Regions from separate parts of the Homo sapiens genome. Here region 2 is linked to region 1. The links are chromatin loops, found by intact Hi-C in ENCODE. Cell type or tissue: psoas muscle. All regions are shown on one strand. Each heading gives the region's core, and the rest is flanking DNA. Links, peaks and the distances in the headings are about the cores only.

The links. Hi-C counts contacts between places; a loop is a spot of excess contacts. Peaks named below come from ENCODE experiments on the same cell type or tissue, not always from the same donor. Only the 100,000 strongest peaks of a DNase experiment are listed, where the experiment ranks them.
Region 2: a loop joins it to region 1, with 4 times the contacts of the local background. A loop is called at or near these places in 52 of 110 quality-filtered maps.

Annotation. Positions count from the first base shown.
Region 1 is chr7:155,186,282-155,196,712 of GRCh38, forward strand. It overlaps LOC124901782 (a long non-coding RNA gene), which reads right to left. Exons shown (of 2, transcript XR_007060602.1): 2 at 9,304-10,431. Among named protein-coding and RNA genes, the nearest start is that of INSIG1, 110 kb to the right of the region's middle. In psoas muscle, for the core only: a CTCF peak has its summit at 4,493; a DNase peak (open chromatin) is centred at 4,510; H3K4me3 peaks cover 338 bases; H3K27ac peaks cover 420 bases.
Region 2 is chr7:154,908,343-154,918,773 of GRCh38, forward strand. No RefSeq gene overlaps it. Among named protein-coding and RNA genes, the nearest start is that of PAXIP1-AS2, 15 kb to the right of the region's middle. RefSeq lists an enhancer at 5,656-5,745. In psoas muscle, for the core only: a CTCF peak has its summit at 5,549 (motif pointing right); a DNase peak (open chromatin) is centred at 5,559; H3K4me3 peaks cover 681 bases; H3K27me3 peaks cover 1,306 bases.

The DNA of each region.
Region 1 (10,431 bases), core at 2,103-7,102:
GGGGTCAGAACTGAATTGTCATGTCCCAGAGCCCTCATCATAAGTCACAGCTACACTGTCCAGTAGCCAAAGCCCCCAGGCAAACAAGACACTTCTCTCCAGGAAGACATTTCAGTGACCTGGGGGTCACCTCCCAGTGGCTGAGGGCAAAGGCCAGGCCTCTCTTTAGCCAAGGTTAATTCTTCATTACACAGTTTTTATTTCTCCATTAGAAGAATTATAAAATATTTTATTTTCTTTCTGCTTTTAAAATTTTTCTATAATGAATTTTTTACTTACATAATTCTTGTTAAGATGATTGTGAGGTGGGGCTCACAAGCAGGAGAAACTTCTTTTCAGTGTAGCCATTGATTTAACATTTCTGAAGATTATCACCTCTTTCTAAAGATCTAAATTTCCATCTGGGATCTTTTTTTTTTTCAGTTTGAAAGACTTCCTTTAATATTTTTACTAATGGCCAATTGTCTTGGTTTTCCTCATTTGAAAATGTCTTTTCTCAACCCCAGCTGGGCCACTAAGCCACAGAATGACAAGGTTCTCCCTAGGGGAAGGGCCTCAGAGGTGAAGAGCAGAGACTCGAGCCAGCCACACAGACCCCCACCACCGACCTCATTCACCAAGAGGAGTGCTCTGTGTACTGCTTCATGAATGGCAGCTAGTGTCCTTGACTGTCTGATTACTCCAAAACATTTACCCACTCTCAGCCTAGTCAAATTCTACTCATCTCTGAAGGCCAGTTCAAGTTCGTCCTGCATCAGGAAACCTTCTGTGACTGTCTCTTGCCACCCACTCTCCTGATGCATGTGCAATGAGATAGAATAGATGGTGGGTTTGTCCAAATAATTTGCAAATAAGTTGTCACCTGACCTCGCAGAAGTTTCCGACACCCTGATCCCATGCATGGTCTCACTAAGAATCTACATTCAGACCAAGGCCAAGCTGGGCCAGGTCCTTCCTCCTTGTCCCCTAAGCACCTGGCCGGGCTGCAGGCAGCAGGCTGTCAACCCACAGCAGCTGACGTGGAAACTGAGCTGTGTTTTCCTCCAGCATCGTCTTCTCTCATGAAGCGGCATCTGCAGTGGCATGGGAGGCAAGCCCGGCCCCTTCACGAAACTAGAGGCCACAGAAAGAGCTGCTGCCTCTCCACGCCAATGCCAGCAGCTCTCCTTGTCTGAGGAGGGATGATCTGGCTGGAGATCCCCACGACTTTGGATGGGAGGAACTGTCCTCAGCACCGAAGAGGCACCTGTTCAGTTCAGAGCACAAAGTGGGAGGTTGCAAAAGAGCATTAGCCGTACTCGCCCAGGAGGTCTGAGTGCTGCGCTAAGTGGCCCATGGGAACCTGAGTTCCGTGGGGTTGACCATGCCTGGGGAACTGAGGCTAGGAGGGGCCCCAGTGCCACTGAAAGAAGGGGGCATCCATTTCCTGGCATCTTGGGGAGCCTGAGGGTGACCACAGGGCCAACCCCACTTCCCTGCTGTGCCCTCTGCTTTGGGGGTGCTGTGTAATCTGGGGCTGAGGAAATGTATGGGCCCAAAGGAAGGGCACCAATGTGTCCAGACCACCCCCACACAGCTGCTCAGCCCATGCGTCAGGCCAGGTGCAGAGGACGTGGCTTGGCCTCCAGAAGGTCTGATGGGACCTTTCTCTCATGTGTGCTCCCACACTGGGTGTCCCTGTTGGGGAAACCCAGGCACTCACCCCACAGCCCCCACCATGAGAGAGAGAGAGAGGGCCCTTCTCTATGTGGCGTCTGATCTGCAGGCTCCCTCCTGAAGTCTCTCCAGAGGAGAGCTCTGATGTAGGGATGTCTGCGTTGGGTCTATGTCAATCCATAGTGGATTTTTTTTTTTTTTTTGAGACGGAGTCTCACTTTGTTGCCCAGGCTGGAGTGCAGTGGCCTGATCTCAGCTGACTGCAACCTCCGCCTCCCAGGTTCAAGCGATTCTCCTGCCTAAGCCTCCCGAGCAGCTGGGATTATAGGCGAGCACCACTACGCCCAGCTAATTTTTATATTTTTAGTAGAAATGGGGTTTCACCATGTTGGCCAGGCTGGTCTCGAACTCCTGACCTCGTGATCCACCCGCCTCAGCTTCCCAAAGTGCTGGGATTACAGGCATGAGCCACCATGCCCAGCCCATAGTGGATATTTAGGGCAATGCTGCTGCCAGCCTCAAACGACAGGATGTGGTCAGATGAAGTTTGTATTTGCCTTCTTAATGAACAGTCAGTTACTTAGACACTTTTCTAAGACAAAGAGAAATGTGACTTTGGGTTTATGACTCATGTCTCTGAAAAGGATAAAATGGTCATACATAAATGAAATCAATACCTGTACCCCACCTCCACACACCCTTTTTCCTCTCTAACCTCTCCCCAACCCTGAAGACATTAGATATTCAATTCTTGTTATTTCCAAGTTCCAATCCCAGCTGCCCTAGACAACTTTCTGATGCTGACTTGGATCTGCCTGTAGGGAGTATTGCTTTGTGGAAGGGACTTTGAGTTTTGTGGTCCCCATACAGTCAATTCCCATGTTAGCCTAAGACAGCCAATGGCATTTGGTCTTCTGTGCCCATCTTGCGTGCTTGGCTAATGTGAGTTGTGTCTCAGAGACACAGCGACCCACCAGCCTTGACATAAATACATTTTATGCAGGCTCCAGGCCTGGCCTGACTGGGGCTGCTCCCCGAGGCAGTGAAGGGCTCCCCAAGATCTCCTCACAGGCTTTTCGCTGTCCTGACAGCACTGCACTGCAGCCTGCAGCAGGAGTCGTGTTGCCACACAAGTTGTGAAGGTGCATTCAGTGTCATTCTAATTGCCCAGCTGCAATGTGGAGAGGCTGCATTAAGGTAAAGACCCCGAATTGCATTAGGCTGCTGGGAATGGGACTTGATCTCTAGGAAAGTGGTTCTCAACCTCGAACATGCGTCAGAGCCGTGGACACTGACGGCTGGGCTGCCCCAAGGTTCTGACTCAGTAATTCTGGGCTGGGGCTTGAAATTTTGCATTTCCAACAAGTCCTGCCCTAACTGTTCTAGGGATAATCCAGGGTTGATATTGGATAATCCAGGGTTGATATTGCATCATCAAGGAATTTGTTTCATTGCAAGGCCAGTAAGTATCACCAGTTTGTAAGCAGCTTACTATTTCTGTATCATCTCGTATTTCAGGCATGAGAGCGGAGGCGCCTCTGCCTGGTGAGCTGAACAAAAGTGGATCCACTTCTATCTGGACAAAGGCCCACTGCCAGCTTCACCTTCAGATTTTACACATCCTCTTCCTCAACTTTAGAGTGACAACAAATGTAGTTCACACATATGAACCAGTGAGTGAACGTGTGCAATGAAAATGCGCTTACATTTAAAAATCAAATTGCAGCAGGCCTTTCTGAGCTGGGCAGACCCTGTGCTGGGTCTACGACAGCACATCCCCCTCAGACGTGGCCCGCACGCCGCACATAGCCCAGCGAGGGGCGTTCTGCAGAAACGTCAGCGAGCTCATGGCTAACGTGCTCAGAATAGACACTGCCAGCTAACTTCCAGTCACCTGGCTATGACACACTCAAGCCTGTGAGAGTGAACCGGGTTTGTAAAAACCAGGACTAGTCAAAGCCCATTATTAAGTTTTACACTTTGCTCCCTGGCCTAAGGGAGTAGAAATCCAAGCTTGAAGGGAAAGGAGGGGTCTGATTTGGTGAACAGAGATATGAGGCTGAGGCTTCTGAGCACGTGGGTTTGGGGTAGGGGTAGGGGCGTGGGGGTACTGAAGATCAAGAAGAGGCTGAGGACACTCAAGGGAGAAACCCGGGCTCTAGAGCCAGCCCCCGTGGGACAGGCCCTGGCTCTGTGTGATCTTGGGCAAGTCTTAGCCTTTCTGTGCCTCAGTTGCTTACTGTAGAATGCGGTAACTACTGCTGTTATGGGCAGGGTTATGTCCCCCCAAATTTATAGTTGAAGCTCTAACCCCCCAGTGTCACTATACCTGGAGATGGGGACTCTAAGGAGGTGATTAAGGTTAAATGAGGTCAGAAGGGTGGGACCCTAACCCAATAAGACTGTGGCCCTAGAAGAAGATGAGAAGCTCTCTCTGTCTGTCTCTCTGTTTCTCTCTCTGTCTCTCTTTCTCTCTCTGTGATATAAAGGTGGCCATTGGAAAACCAGGAAGAGAGGCCTCAGGAGAAACTAACCCTGTTGATCTTGGATTTGGACTTGGACTTGATCTCAGACTTCCAGGGTCCAGAACTGTGAAGAAATAAATGATTGTTAAAGCCACCTCGTCTGTGACAATCACCCCCCCCCCCCCCCGCAGCGATTTGGTGAACTGGAACTGAACATACACAACACCCCTTCTTCTTCCAACTCTCCTTCTCTGTGCATTCTTTCACTCCCACCCGACTCCCACCCCCAAATCTTCATAGAAACATCTGGAGAATGTGCTCAAATCTCAAACCCCGGGGCGGGACCCTGCACTACCAAGCGCGGCCACTGAGCGGCACTCACACCCGGCGGCGCGCGCTGGTTCTCCCGCTCCGGCCGCGGGACTGGTGCGCACCTGGGACGCGGCCAGAGAGGCTGAACCCCTAACGTTTTATTCTGATGAATTTAGATTGAAAGATGGAAGCTATGTACGTTATTTTTCCTTTAAATGGACCTTCATGGTTCCACTAGGGCGACATGTTGCTGCAATGGCTAATCATTCAGCCTCCGAAGGAGACGTGCGGCGACTGAAACGCACGCCAGATTTTGAAGACCGTAGGAAAAAAAAAAAAGCGAGCCAGTCATTGAGACTTTTTAAATTGATTACATGTGGAAATGCTAATGTTCCAGCGGGACTGGATTAAACAGGACATTATTAACATGCATTCCACCTGTTTCTGGTTACTTTTTAAATTTGGCTAAATGGGCATTTTACATTACAGGTGTGTGGGGGTGGGGGCTGACCTGTGGCCTCGGCTTCTGGCCCTGGGCCTTCCCTTCCTCCCACTTGCCACGGGGGCCGGGTCCGGGAGCAGAGCTCTGCAGTTAGGGCTGCTGAGAGGCGCAGGTGCAGAGGACGGGTGGGTGCCCAGGCCCAGGGCACAGGGTCAGGGGTCGGAAACCTGCCAGTCTTTAAAACTACATTTCACAGAGGATCCATCCCGGCCGTCTATACATAGGGTGGGTCCTCCGTCAATCCATCCAGCACCCACTGAGTTCACCCCATCTATCCTATGTATAAGAAAATCGCGGACCGATCACGGGGGCTCATGTCTGTAATCCCAGCACTTTGGGAGGCTAAGGCAGGTGGATCACCTGAGGTCTGAAGTTCCAGACCAGCCTGGACAACATGGTGATACCCCGTCTGTACTAAAAACACCAAACTTAGCCCTGCGTGATGGTGCATGCCTGTAATCCCAGCTATTCAGGAGGCTGAGGCAGGAAAATCACTTGAACCCAGGAGACAGAGGTTGCAGTGAGCAGAGATCACGCCACCGCACTCCAGCCTGGGTGACAGAGCGAGACTCCATCTCAGAAAAAAAAAAAAGTGAAAAAGAAAAAAAAGAAAATCACCCAGTGCTTGGCAGTCACCATACAGCCAAGACCCACCCATCATTCAAGTCCACCCCAGGCTGGCTTCATTATTTTTGGGGAGGACTGGACCTTCATTTGACTTGCTATTTACCATTGATTAGGGCCTAGACTTTGTGAAGTTACATGTTAATTTGTAGATATTTTGTCAGTAGAGATGCAAATGATTTCAGTCTGGTGGAGAATGAAATCACTGAAACTACTGGCCCCCAAGGCCGTGGTTTTAGTTTGCGGTAGGATATTGATCACTTTGGCCTCTAACTTAGCAGACTTCCTTTACAGGGGCTGTGTTGGCTGATGAAACAAAACTCTGTCAGCCACTCTTTGAACCAGTTGTACAATTTTGCCCTTTCCCAGTCTGGGCTAAGCAAATCTCTGATGTGTTCATTCCAGATTTGTATGAGAGTCTTATATTTAACTGTTAAGTTTATAAGGTTTACTCAAGTAGTTAACTGAATCAGGAGAGAAATTTGAGATGAGGTTGAGGTTAACCCCTGGGGAAATGATGTCCACAGCATCACAGGGAATGGTTACCCTAAGCCGGGGCATGCACGTGGGGAGGGAGGAAAACTGGAAAGACTCTTTCATCCAGAAAGATGAAGGCTGAGAGGGGAGGCAGGTGGCATTTGTGATTCCATAGACAGCGTCAAAGAGAGGAACCTAAGCTTGTTGCCAAACCTGAGAAGTAGAAACCTCTTTCAGGTGAAAAGAGGCTGTGTGAGAGGAGAAAGGAAGGGAGTCTCTGCTTCAATGGTGTCAGAAGTGGAGGAATCTTTGACAGATGCTGGAGTCAGTCTGTGTCCCGTGTCTTTGAGGAACTAGCCCCGTGAGACACAGCCCCTGACCTCAGGGAGCAAGCAATCTAGCGGTGTCCACAAAAGCAACACCTGAAGATTAAATAATACAAAATACATTTCAGGAAATACGTAGAACATTTCAAGCCACTGGTGCAGACAGTGGGAGCTCAGAAATCAGAGGAGGAGGTGCCAGTGGGACTGGGGTCTGTTATGTTGTACAGCAAAACGCAATGAAGTTAAGGACCTCGAGAGGAGTTGCTGATCCTGGGCTATCCAATGGAGTCCTAGGTACAGTCACATGTGTCCCCATAAGATGGGCAGAGGGAAATCAGAAGCACCACAGAGGACAGACAAGGGTCTTGAAGACAGAGGCAGAGACTGGGGGATGCAGCCACAAACCAAGGAATCTCAGCAGCCACCAGGAGACAAAGATAGATTCTCTCCAGGGCCTCTGGAGGGAGTGGGACCTGCTGGCACCTTGATTCCAGACCTCGGGACTGCAGAGCAGCAAGAGGAGACATTTCTGTTATTCTCAGCCACCTGGTTTGTGGTGATTTGTTACAGCCACCCCAGGACGCGAATACCTTCCCTCACATGCCTAAGCTGAGACGGTTGGAACCACAGGGCAACTGGACACACACCCCGACTCTCTGCGCTGCACTTGGGCTGCCTCCCAGCATGGCAGTCCCAATGGTCAGACTTCACAAAGGTGCTAGCCTCCAAGAGGACAGTTCCCAGGATGGGGAAGCAAGAGCCCCAGGCATTTGAAGAGGAAGTTACCCAGCCTCATCCCTCCCACCCCTGAGCAAGCTTCAGGGCCAGCCCGGCACTAGCGGAGGGGAAGGAGCCCATTCTCCCCATGAGAAGACTACAAAGCACCCACCCAGATGGGGTATGTGGGGCTGCTCCTCTGAGCACTGACCCCCGGCTTCCAACCGCAGACCATCCTCAGAGCTCAGCGGGTCCCTTCTCCACATCCTCAACCCTACAGCCTAGAGTTTTCAGTGCCCAGGACCCTTTCAGAACAGGAATGTGTGGAACAAGCTCTAAATCTAGAGTGTAACTTAACACATACATAAAATTGCTTTCTTTCAGGTTTATTTTTAAGAAGCAAATGTTATTAATTTCCGGAGAAGGAAATGAAAGAAGATGCTGCAATGATAGTGTCTGCAGAACAGCTTCAAAATCACACAAAGAGACAGACTCATGAAGGTGATATTGCAAAACCAGCATGGCATGGGGGCAGACACTGTGCTGTGGAGGGGACAGTGTGGAAGCCACATTCCCTGTTTCCTTCTATCCTCCTCCCACTCTCTTGAGTTGAATCACCCTCTAGTGGGGCCTGGGCCTGCTTGTTCACCCAACGTCTGATGCACAGTTCATTGTTACTCCTTCTTTTAACTGCATCATCCTTTACTTATAAAGAATTTGGAGAGGCAAATAAGGTCGTATTAAAACCAGTTGGAGCATGATATATAATGCATGGTATAGCCAACAAGCAACAGTGAATCCTTTGAACACACTTTCTCCAGTGTGCATCTGGTAAGGAGGCTAAGTTCTTAGTGGGATAGCGCTATTATTAATCAGAAAGTTTGAAGGTGCTTTTTGAGAATTAACCCCAGAGCTACAGAGTTATGCATCATTATCAGTATACCAGCCTATACTTTGTTCAGTGCTTTACAATTTAATAAGTGCCTGATTTCTTTCTCAGCACTATGTGAGGAAGGTGTTACCATTGGTTAAGGATGCAACAGCCAAGGTTGAAGGAGACTAACTGCTTCGCCGTCTGCTTATTCTCAGCTGTAAACAGCTTGCAGGAGGACAATCTGCATTGTTCGCAGAGAAGCAAATATGACCCAGAGGTCAGAGTCGCAAGAGCCCAGCAATTTGTCTTTGCTCCTTAATCCACTCTGTGCCATCCAGGGAGAGATAGTAACACTGATTTCTGAATAGTGCTTTGTGTGTTACACAGTGGCTTCATATCCAGCGCCTCCCCCACCTCCTCCGCCCTCACTAGGGGTGGATTGCCCCTGAGCAGGGTCTGAGGGGCAATGGATCGGGGTGCTGCAGGGGCTGAAAGCTGCAACTTTGCAGGATGTTTGTGTAGTCATGACAGCCTCGCGGAAAGCCTTGGGAGCATGGGGCGTCCTAATCATCCTGACAACTCCGGGTGGAGGGTACACCGCCGTGCTCCATGCCATCGGGACAGAGCTGGGATATGCAGGCCATGGCGAACAAGCACACAGCACAAACCTGTGCCGCACTGTCCAGGTCAGTGCTTCTCATCCAGAGAGGCTTCATCCCCCTGGACAAGCTTGGCCATGTCTGGGGACAGTTTGGATTGTCCCAGCTGGGGAGGGGTGTGGAGGGTGCTGCTGGCATCAGTGAATGAACGGAGACCGGGGATGTTACTAAACATCCTACAAGGCACAGGGCAGCCCCTGCCACAGAGAATCACCAGGCCCAAAGTGTCAATGAGGCAGAGGTTGAGGAAGCCTGGCATAGGGGTTTTACCTGTTATGAACATGTTAATCCACCGGCTGATGTGAAACAGATGCCAGGATCAGTCCCCACTTTGCAATTGAAAACAGAAAAAGCAGGGGTCTCAGTCCTTGTATGAAACAAGGTAGTTTTTCAGCCAAACAAAAAACATTAAATGAAATAAAGTCAAGGTACTTTGAATCATTTTGCCTCATAATTTATAAAAAAAATTAGCAGTAATGAATATCAACAGACTAAGTATTGTAAAAGAGGCTTTCAAAAAGCAGAAATTACAGAGAAGACAAAGAAAATAGGCAAAAACACATGGCTTATAGGAGATTTTGTTCATTTCTTTTGCTTTGTGTTACCCTCTTCCCATGGTCCTGCCTTCCTTGGGTTATTTGAATATATTTTTTATTCCATTTTAAATAATCCATTGTCCTTTCTGGCTATATCTTTTTGTATCAGTTTATTAGTAGTTTCTCTAGGGATTACAATACATATATTTAACATTTTATAGTCCACTTAGAGTTCATATCTTACCATTTCAAGTATATTATAGAAGGCTTATGACTCTATTGGTTCATTTATCCTCCTCTCCTTATGTTATAATTGTCATATGTACCACATCTCAGTAATAATTATACCCAGAAAATGTTACAATATTTGCTTTCAACAGTCATATACATTTTAAATAATTTAAAAAGAGAAAAAGAATTCATTATATTTACCAGATATTTATCATTTCTGTTGCTCTAATGCCATTCCTGAAGTTCCAAGTGTTCCTCCAGATCATCTTCCTTTTTCCTGAAGAACTTGGCTAAGCATTTCTTTTATAGGTCTGTTAGTGACAAATTCTCTTACTTTCTCTTAATCTGAGTATGTCCTTATTTCACTGTCATTTCTAAGATATTTTTGCTGGATATAGAATTCTGGGTTGACAATTATTTTCTTTCAGTAATTTATAGATGTTGTTCCACCATCTTCCTGCTTCCTATTTTCTGATGAGAAATTTGCAGTTATCCAAAGTACTCTTCTCTGATACATAGTATACTGTTTTTATCTGGTTGCTTTTAATTGTCTTTCCTTTACCTTTGATTTTCATTTACAATGCATTTTTTTTAAGTTTATCTTGTTTAGAGTTTGTTAACCTTCTTGAACCTATATATATATACGTTTTTCATCAAGTCTGGGAAGTTTACAACCATTATTTCTTCAATATTTTTCTGCACCAGTGTCCTCCTCCTCTTCTTCTGAGACTCCAATAATAAGAGTATTAGACTTTTTGATATTGTCTCACAGGTGCTTGAGGCTCTGTTTTTGTTTCATTTTTTTTTCTCTCAATCTTCAGGCTGTGTAATTCCTATTGATTAATCTTCAAGTTCACTGACAATTTCCAGGATATCTCCCACAATTTTTGGCATTCAGGGCTCTCCTTTCCTGGTTCTTCTGGACAGAAAGATAGTGTTATCTCCAAGATTTAGCTTCCCGCACTGCCATGCAGCTCTGCGTGACTAGGACTACCTTAGGAATAAATTGGTAAAAGAAAAGACAAAAAAATTAACAGGGATTATCCCCCCAT
Region 2 (10,431 bases), core at 2,857-7,856, 280 kb before region 1:
GACCTTCGCAGTGAGTGTTACAGCTCTTAAAGGCGGTGCATCCGGAGTTGTTAGTTCCTTCCGGTGGGTTCATGGTCTCGCTGGTTTCAGGAGTGAAGCTGCAGACCTTCGTGGTGTTACAGCTCATAAAGGCAGCGTGGACCCAAAGGGTGAGCAGCAGCAAGATTTATTGTAAAGAGTGATAGAAGAAAGCTTCCACAGCTGCACCAGTGCCTCCCCTGCAGCTCAGGTCCTACTCCCGGAACCAGCTTCATGGCTGCCCATCAGACCCCAAAGCAGGTTCCCCTGAGTGTAGCCGATCTTTTCTCATGATCATTGTTAAGTAGAGGCACCGTGTTGAACAGCAGTTCTCTCGATTCCCGGCACCAGCTTCATGACTGCCCATCAGACCCTGAAGCAGGTGCTCCTGAGTGCAGCCGATCTTTTCTCATGATTATTGTTAAGTAGAGGCACCGTGTTGAACAGCAGATCTCTGGAACCTACTCATCGTGCATAACGTGTATTCTACCCCCGCTTCCCCTCCTCCAGTCCTGGAGACCCCAACCCTCCTCTCTGCTTCTATGAGCGTGACTGTTTCAGATTCCTTGTAGATGGGAGACCATGCAGTGTCTGCCTTTCTCCTTACTTCACATAACATAATGTCCTCTGGGTTCATCCCTGCTGTCACTAATGATAGGGTTTCCTCTTTTTCATGGCTGAATAGTACTCCATGGTGTGGTGATGGCCTGGACTCTATTCATTCATTTGTTGATGGACATGGAGGTTGCTTCCACTACTTGGCTATTGTGAATAGTGCTGCAATGAACTTGGGGTGCAGACACCTCTTCAAAATACTGACTTCAATTTTTTGGGTCAATACCCAGAACTGGGATGGCTGGGTGGCAGGTAGTTCTATTTTTAGATGTTTGAGGAAACTCCACAGCATTCCCCATGGTGGCTGCCCTGGCCCACATTCCCACCGACAGTGCCCACAAGGCACACCTGATCCCACTCTTCCGCACGCTTTCCCCATCTGGACCCTCTTCACACCCCTGATCTCTGGCAGAGGAGGGGACTGGGTTGGGGGTCCGCCTTCCCCCACTCACTCTCTTTGTGACTTCAGCAACCACCTCGGCCTCCCACCCTGTTCTTCCCCTTAGCAACACGAAGGCTTGGGCGAGAGAGTGGCGAACGCCATTTCCCACTCTACCGGTTCGGGTTCCTATGCTTTTCCCCGGCCCTGAGAGACAGCACTGCCACCCTTTCCACTCCTGCAGGGAGATCTGCCACACGAAGTAGGACGGATGTGAAGCAAACAGGCGACAGGGTCACCTGCCCTCCCAGACAGCCTTCCACAGCAGGGAGGACGGAGGAGAGAGGGAGGGGCACACCCTGGAGGCTGGGGAAGGTCTCATTCCTGGTTGGCAAACTCTCCTCTTCATGCCCACCCTGCATGACTCCTCCCAGGCCGCTACCAGTTCACACCCCAGCATCTGTGCCCGGCCCAGCCCTGGGCACTGAGCACAGTATGGCAGCACCCAGCACACAGAAGCCGGGCCCCTGCACAGCTGGATTCCAGTGGGGACAGAACGACAATACATATGAGAAATCTATTGCCCGAGAGGGCGCCTCGCACAGAGGGAGAGCAGAGCATGAGGAGGGGCTGGGCTGGGGTGGAGGCATCGTTCTCATGGAGGTGGCATGGGAGCCCTGCTTAGAAACTGGAGTCTACACAAAGCCCTGGGGAGTGGGGGAATGCGTGGTGCAGATGCCTGCGAAGGGGGCTCCAGGCAGAGGAACCCCAAGTTCATGGCCCAAAGGGAGTGCCTCCCCAGCACAACCCCAGAATGCCAGAGAGCCCTGTGTGGCCAGAGTGGGGCGGAGGCACAGGGAGAGGCTCTATCTGTCCATCCATCCTGCTGGGCGGGTGCCCCTCAGAGGCCACAGGGCCACAACGTCTCCTGGCTCTGTGCACACCCACCACTGTTGCCTGTTGTCTCAAGGGGCCAGCACAGAACCACCCCTGTCCCTGTGGACTTGCCCAGATGGACGAGTGCTTGGCACCCACAACAGGCAGACAGCAGGACCCAGGTCTAGCAGTGTGGTCAGAGAATGTCTCTGCCCCTTCTCAACACAGGCCAGACTCCATCTCCAGCCTGTGCACCATCCCTGCAGCCCAGGAGGAGCTCATGCTGGCATCAGCATCCCCACACCCACATTCCTTTTGGCCCAGGCCCCACTGCAGAGCTCGGACTGCTAGACCCTGGATTAGCCACCCAGTCAGGAACTGTCCCTGTGAACTTTATAAAATTCATCAGGGCTGAGGGGAGGAAGAGAAAGGAAAATAGACCAAGCTGCAGCACACTCAGCATGAATCACTGGGTCAGCCTGCTCTGCAACCCCTTCCTCATTGCCGTTTGCTGCCTCTCACCCCAGAATCACATAAAGCCTGGCACAGATTACAGATGCCTTGAACTGCTCTATAGACAAGTTGAACATTATGAAATGTTAAGTTTTGTTTACATTTCTCTGAGATATCCTTTCAATTCCTGTGTACCAGTGCAACTACTGATGCCAGCTGGTCTGAAGGACTCCATAAAAAGCTGAGTCCCCACCAGAGAATGCAGTTTCCACCTCCTGATGACTTCACCCTCCTCACCCTGACCAATCAACCATCCCAGTTTTCCAGTACCTCACCCTCCTTAACAACCCCAGCCCAGAACTCCCCAGGGAGATGGATTTGAGGGTCTCCTCCCATCTCCTCACCTGGAGCCCTGCCGCCACTAAACTCTTTCTCTGCTGCAAACCCTGCTGTCTTGGTGCATTGGCTTGCGACTGCACGGGGGGCTATGACCTGGTGGCCTTGTAACAGTCAGTCCTGAACTTCAGCCCTATCCTGTAGTTTGGCCCAAGATCCCTGTGGTGTCCAGCCTCCAAGCTGGTGCCCTGAGATCCCCCTCCTGGTGCTCACCCTTGTGGAGGCCCCTTCCACAATGCACAAGGGCTGGTTGGTGTGACCAGCAGTGACCGCATGTCAATGCTGAGCTAAGAGGAGGTAATAAGAGACTGTGGCTTCTAAGGCTGGTGCTTGGTCTTTCCCCGCTCTCCTCTCTTTCTCTCCATCTCTCCTTTCCTTTTCTTTCTCCCAGTCTCTGTCTCTCCTCTCTCTGTGTGTCTATGTCTGCCTGAATGTCTCTCTCTGTCTCATCACTAACTCTGGGGAAACCCAGCTGCCACTCAAGCAGAGGCCCCTGAGCAGCCTGTCTTGCAGAGCCCTGAGATGGCTGCAGTCCCTGCTGAGAGCCTGACTGCAAACTCCCAAGAGAGCCTGGGCCAGAGCCACGCAATCAAGCCTCAGCCAGATTCCTGGCCCTCAGACACTGGGAGATAATCAGTGTGGTGTTAAGCTTCTAAGTATTGGGGTTGTATGTTACACAGCAGTAGGTAACTAATACAATCCCAGATGCTAGTCACCTGCCTCCCCTAACACACAGGAGACCGCCTGTCTGGACAGCCTCATTGGCCCCATGGATTCCCTTGGCCTGGCCCAGAAAGCTGCCCTCAGGAGCTGTAGAACTGAGATCCTTCTGCAGGGCCCTGTGGGCCTGAGCACATCCTTGAGGCTCCAGTTCTCCCTCAAACCCCAGCCCAGGGGTCACATAGGCAACCAAAGGTCTTTACTTTAAATTTTAGAAAATTGCTAACTGCAGCTCAATGACCAGCAGGACAGCGGCTTGATATCAGATAATGGAATCTGAGCAGCAGCTGATGTTAATCTGATTGTTCCCGACAGCCTGGGCAGGGCCAGAGAGACAGGCTTCAGGTCCCCGCACCTTTTGTCTGCAACACAGGGTCAAGTTTTGTTCTTGTCATCGGGCCATGTCTTCCAGTGTCATCAGCTCAGCACTTCATGTTCAGCATGTAATGACATTTGTTTTTCTTGCTAATTGCTCTTGGAGTGGTTTCCATTTCCCCAACTAGACTGAAATCTTGTTACCCCAGAAACAGTGTCTTTCTGTGAGTCTCACACAGAAAGGAGTGGACGGTGGGCTGCCTCTCTGTTCTACCCTGTATTGTCCCTAACCAGCTGTCCACCAGAGCACGATGACCACAGATAAATGACCTGCCATGTGACATCAAGTTGCTAGATTCACCAGCAACCAGTCACTCACCCGTTTCCTGAGTATAGATCTCTGGCTAACGACTCCACCTTGCACACTACAAGAATGTGGAGCAGGCTGGGCACGGTGCTCACACCTGTAATCCCAGCACTTTGGGAGGCTGAGGCAGATGGATCAACTGAGGTCAAGAGTTTGAGACCAGCCTGGCCAACATGATGACACCCCATCTCTACTAAAAATATAAAAAATTAGCTGGGCGTGGTTGCAGGTGCCTGTAATCCCAGTTACTCGGGAGGCAGAAGTGGGAGAATTGCTTGAACCTGGGAGGCGGAGGTTGCAGTGAGCCGAGATCGTGCCATTGCACTCTAGCCTGGGCGACAGAGCAAAACTCCATCTCAAAAAAAAAAAAAAAAAAAAAGAACGTGGAGCAATGACCATAAAGAGTGAAGCTGACACTGAGAAGTGCTGGCATCCCCCTCCGTAGGCCAGGTGCGGTTCATCAGCACCCTCGGGTCTGAGCTTTTGAGCTGAGGCCTTTCCAAGCCTCAAGGGAGCAGATGGTAGAAGAAAAAAAATGTTAAATCCCCAAGCTGGAGGAAAGTGGGTTTGCCAAGAAAAATCCTTCCAAAATTGTGTCTCCAATACGACCGTGTTGTCTTTGACAGCAGAGACGTTTTTGTACAGCTTCCCTCCTATTTAGGAACAGCTGACGTGAACTCGACATCGGAAATATAAAATCAGCAGGGAAGTGGGTCTGAATCACGGGAAAGTTAGTTTTTTCAAGTGCCAAGGACAATTGAAAGCACATGCTTTTCAATTTGTCGACTGGTACAAATTGGTTTTTGGCACAAACAGAAATGTGACCAATTTCTACAGCTGCGAAAACGACCTCTGTGCAGCAGGACGGAGACAGGGGCAGCTGGCGTCCTTGGGTGGGCTCTGAGCCCCGTTCATCCCTGAGACTCTCCTCCCCGCTCATGTGGCCCCTTCTCTCAGCCCTGCAGCGGCCTCTCCCCACCCGGCATTGCTCTCTGTCCGCCAACTCACGTTTCTTGAACAGTCTTTGGAAAACATTTCTGGGCAGTGGAAGGGGTGTATCTCTTCCCAATTATTCAAGAACCAGCTCTGTGACCCTGGACAGGTCGCTGGAACCTCTTGGGCTTCAGCCAATGGGAAATGAGATGGTTGGCCAGAGGGTCCCCAAGACCCCAAACCTGTGAAACCCAGACCAGGCGATGTGGCCACAGGTTCCCAAGCAGCGGAAACTCTTAGATCGGCCTCCGCGTCTGAGAACAGAGCGCAGCGGAACTGCCGCGTGGCCAGCACCTGGGCCTCCCCCGGAGCTGCTCAGGAGTGCAGAGTTCAGGCCTTGCCCCCTGCTGAACTTGAACTGGACTGGCCCTGGGAGGCCACTCCTCAGGCCTTCAACCTGTCATCTGAGAGCCGCCAGCAGATGGCAGCAAAGGCCCAGCTCTGGCAGGTCTCTGAGGCCTCCCGGCTGGGCCGGGCCCTGGTACCTGGAGGAAGATTGCACGCTCTGGGACTGCGAGTTGCAAAGGTACCATGAGGAGCCCCGGGAGGTGAAAACACTTCCCGGGCTAACGTGGCGCCGAGAGGGACTGCGGACCCACTCTTGGCTTCCTCTTTAGAGGAGAGATGGAGCGGGGTCCGAAGCGCACAGGCTTCGAAGGAACTAGTGAGCCAGCCGAGGGCAGCGGGAGCCGCAGAAATCAGCTCGGAGAGAGTCGCGTGCAGGCTGCAGGTGTAGGGAGAGCCGGGGTCAGGCTCCGGTGCGCCGCGGGGGATGGCGGACCCTCCGGGGGCCGTGCTCCCCGCATTCCCACCACGGCGCAGGCATCGGGTGCCCTGCTCATCGCCCCTCCAGCCGGGGCCGGGCCTGCCTCTGGAAGCCCCACGGGTTCTCTGGGGCCTTTGGTTCCAGCGGGACCCAGGAGAGCAGCAGCTTTTGTCCGTGTGGGCCACGGTGACCTTCCCAGACACAAAATCAATGCCTAGGAATTGCGGAGTGACCCATCAGCACACGTAGAAAGGGTGGCATTTGTGACTTTTGTGCAGCTCGCTCAGGTGACACGAAGTCAGCTCCGAGCCCTGCCCAGCCCCAGCCGTCTCCTCCCAGCAGCTTCCAGGGCTGCAGCCACTGCAAGAAGCCAAAGGGGAACCCGTCCCCCCGGGGGGCCTGGGGACCAGCAAGACGAGGCGGGTAAATGGGCTTCGCGGGCGGCCGCAGGCAAAGCCAGGGAGGATCTCACATCCTCGTCAGCTCGGCAGCAGCAACACAGCACCGCGGGCCAGTGGGCTCAGCAGCGGGCGTCTGCGTTTCCCAGTCCTGGCGGCCACAGCCCGAGATCTGGGTGTGGGCAGGGCTGCTTCTGCCTGGGGCCTCTCTCCTCAGCTGAGCTGCCGTCTTCTCCCCGTGCCCTCACCTGACTGTCCCCGCGTGCACGGCTGTATCCTCATCTTCTCTTCTTGGAAGGACACCAGTCCTGCTGGATCAGGGCCCACCCACATGACCTCATTATACCTTACTGGCCGCCGTAGAGACCCCAGCTCCACATAAAGCCACATTCTGAGGTCCTGGGAGTTCGACCGGCAGCTTATGAATCTGGAGGACACAATTGATTCAGCCCGCAACCATCGCGGAGGCTTTGCTTGGGGCACAGCTGGCAGAGTGTGAGTCACCCAGCGCCAGCACCACACGGTGGTGGTCGGGGGTAGCACCCGGGGCTCCAGGCGCAGGGAGCCCAGCTGCAGTGCGGGTGCTGCTGAGAGCTGGAGAACGCTGGGGAGACACGCGGCCCGGGCTTCCCGGGCCTGGCTGGCTGCACTGCCCCCCACACCCGGGGGTCTGACTTAGCAGGTCTTAGGGGTGTCCAAGAACCTACTTTTAACCAGTCCCTAGGTACCTTAAGACCAGGAGGAGGATTTGGAAGATCCCGCTTTGTGCTAATTTCATCTAATCCTTGCCATAGGCCTATTAGAGGTAAGAAAACAGAGCTACAGAGGTTGAAGAAAAATTCTCAAGATCACATTAAAAGTACATTTACCATTCAAACCTAGGGTCATGTGGCTTCAGAGCCCTTGTTCTGAAACCCGTGCCGGCATTCCATTTCTAGACCAGGGTGGTGAGCACCAAAGCCCCAGAGAACCCAAGGGGGTTCCAGAAGCAGGCCCAGCCCTGGGTGGAGAGGCGGTGCCAGGATGCCTGACACTGCACAACCTCAGCCCAGGACACCTGCAGCCCAGCACACCTGACACCCACACAACCTAGCCCAGGACACCTGATGTCCACAACCTAGCCCAGCACACCTGACACTCCTGCAACCTCAGCCCAGGACACCTGCAGCTCAGGACACCTGACTCCCACACAACCTCAGCCTAGCACACCTGACACCATATGCCCTCAGCCCAGGACACCTGCAGCCCAGCACACCCGACAGTACCCTACCTCAGAGTAGAGGTGATGTTCAGAGCACTAACAGCTTCGGGGCACAACCCGCTGGGGCTGCCCACATTGGGCTGGAACAGCCCCCTCCAAGCTCCCCCATGTCAGGTATTTGGCTCCCCTGGTGCCGGATGATGAGGTGATATTAGTGGGCGGGGACACCCAAGAGAGGGGCTCATGCAGCGCTACTACAAACTCGTGTGGGAGGATTTCCATATTTCAGTATTTTTACCACAAATCAGGGCTCCACAGTGCCGGCTGCTGACTCTGCCATTCTTAGATCAAACTTCTAGGCTCTTAGTGCAATAAAATACAAGTGACAGAAGTGTCCCCAGAGATCCCCCGCAGTGTGCGGCTGGGGTTACAAGTGGATCCCAAGTCTCCTCATCCCCAAAGTGCCATTTGACCAGGGGTACCCCTCACAGCAGCCTGCAGCTTCCCTTTTCCTCTCCTCCATCCTTAGCTTTCCCAGGCCACCCCTTCCCAGCACCAATCCACAAAACCACGTGTTGCCCAGGTCCCCGTGTCTTGGCTCAATAGGTGACTCCAAAACAAAAGCGTTGCATCTTTAAAAGTGCCATCATTTCCTGTCCGTGTGTGCTGGCAAGACTGGCTTGGAGGCTGGGATCAGGGCCTGGGAACAGATGGGCCGAGTGGGGGGCAGGCAGGGGCAGGCGGGGAATGCCCAGCAAGAACAGGGGACGCCTACGTAAGAGGAAAGCTGTCCTGGGCGCCCCAGGAGAGTCCCGGCTCGGGGCCCTGCATGTCGCCGGCAGAGAGAGAAGGCCGGTGGGTGGGAAGTGTCACCTGAGCCCCCTGCTCTGTCCACAGGCCCAAGTAAAAGGAGACCCAGCACCACCTGCCATAACTCACAGTGGCTAAGGGCGCGATGTTGGAGCCTGTGCCTGGGGTAGACCCTGGTCATGCTACTGAAACCTCTGTGCTCTGCCCTCCTCTGCTGTGGAAGGGAGGAAGTGACAGCACCTGTCTTCTGTTGGCATTCTGAGGATAAAGTGGGTGTGTATATGCACAGGACTTAGCTCAGGATCGGGCATGGGCAAGCACAGTGCAAGCACCTGTCCTAACTGTGCACTGTTTCCCATCATTACTATTTAATTATTATTACTCTCATTCCTCTCCTTGGCTAATGGGGTGTGACGGCTGGAACGGGAACCAGGTGCATGCATCGGACGAGAAGCGCACTTGGACTGGCCTCTGTGTCTGATGGTGAATTGGTGTTTCTGAGGTTCAACCTCTGGATAGTGCTTCTGTGCACTAACCAGTCTCCACAAGCCTAGTAACCAATCTTCAGATGACTAGTAACCAGTCTCCAGATGACTAGTAACTGATTGTAACCAATTGCCAGATGGCTAGTAACCAATCTTCAGATGATCAGTAACCAGATCATGACTAGTAGCCAATCTCCAGATGACTACTAACCAGTCTCCAGATGACTGATAACTAACCAGTCTCCAGATGGCTAGTAACCAGTCTCCGAATGACTTGTAACCAGTCTCCAGACGGCTAGTAGCCAGTCTCCAGATGACTATTAACTAATCTTCAGATGACTAGTAATTAATCAGTCTCCAAACTAGTAACCCACTGCCAGATGACGAGTAACCAGTCTCCAAATGACTAGTACCCTGGTCTCCAAATGGCTAGTAACCAATTTCCAGATGACTAGTAACCAGTCTCCAGATGGCTAATAACCAGTTTCCCGATGACTAGTAACCAATCTCCAGATGACTAGTAACTGGTCTCCAGATGGCTCCCCAAGAGACCACACCTTCAGTGTCATGCGTGGGACGCTCCCCCAACACTGAGCTGCCTGTCCTTGTGTCACCAGTAGCACCATGGTGGCGACACATGTCACTTCAGAGACTCAGTGATCAGAAGGCTTGAAGTACCCACCTTGGTGTCTGGGAATGCACAGTCCAGCCCACGCTGAAGAGAGAAGTGGGCAGAGCAACGCTGGTCAGCCCCCAGCCCTTTCCGTCAGTGCAGCCCCAGCCGACATGGGGAAGGGCTAGCTCACATCTTCCAGCCCAGGAGACAGGGATGGCCTGGAGAGGTCATGGGACCCTGTGGGGCCATCTCAGTCACCTCCAGCCAGGGAAGCCACGCTCCGCTGGGGCGGGAGAGTTGTGGAACAGGCTCAGGCAGCCCCTGCTGTGCCCCTCCCACAGGATCCTGAGCACAGTGAAATGGTCCTTGTTTTAGGGAATTGAGTTTTGGAGTGTGTGTTCCCTACCTAGCTATATATATCCCAAAAATATCCTGGTGTTCAGGCCACCGTGCCCAATGGAAGAGGGCAAGCCCTTCATATGTGTATGGCTGGAAAAGGACTCTCATCGATTTCCCTTTTGAATTTGGAGCCCTCAAAATCATCTTTGGAGAAAGGCATAGTCCTGTCTCCCACGCACACATCCTTAACTTTGGCAAATAAACCTCCTGAAATGATTGAGACTTGTCTCGTCACTTTTCTCAGTTGACACCCTCAAGGACTCTAACTGGGGCTGTTAATGGTCAACCTAAGATCATCAAAAGGCTTGGGATCCAGTTAAAAGAGCTTACTCAGGTGTAAAGTGTGAGGGCAGCTGTCCGGGACACACGAACACTGAATAATGTTCACCAGTGCTCCTGGAGTCGGGAAAGGTAAAGATCGTTTATACAGGGAAAACACAGGTGAATTACATTTTCCATGGAAAGGCTGACACAAAGATATAAGATTTAGTTGGCTACTATTGCTTACACTCTCCAGGATTGCTTAACATTCCATTGTGAAGAGGTAACAATCACAAGGCTCTCTCCCAACATCATTTAATCTAGGTGTGAATGAAGAATGAGGAGGGCAAAAATCACCTGGTG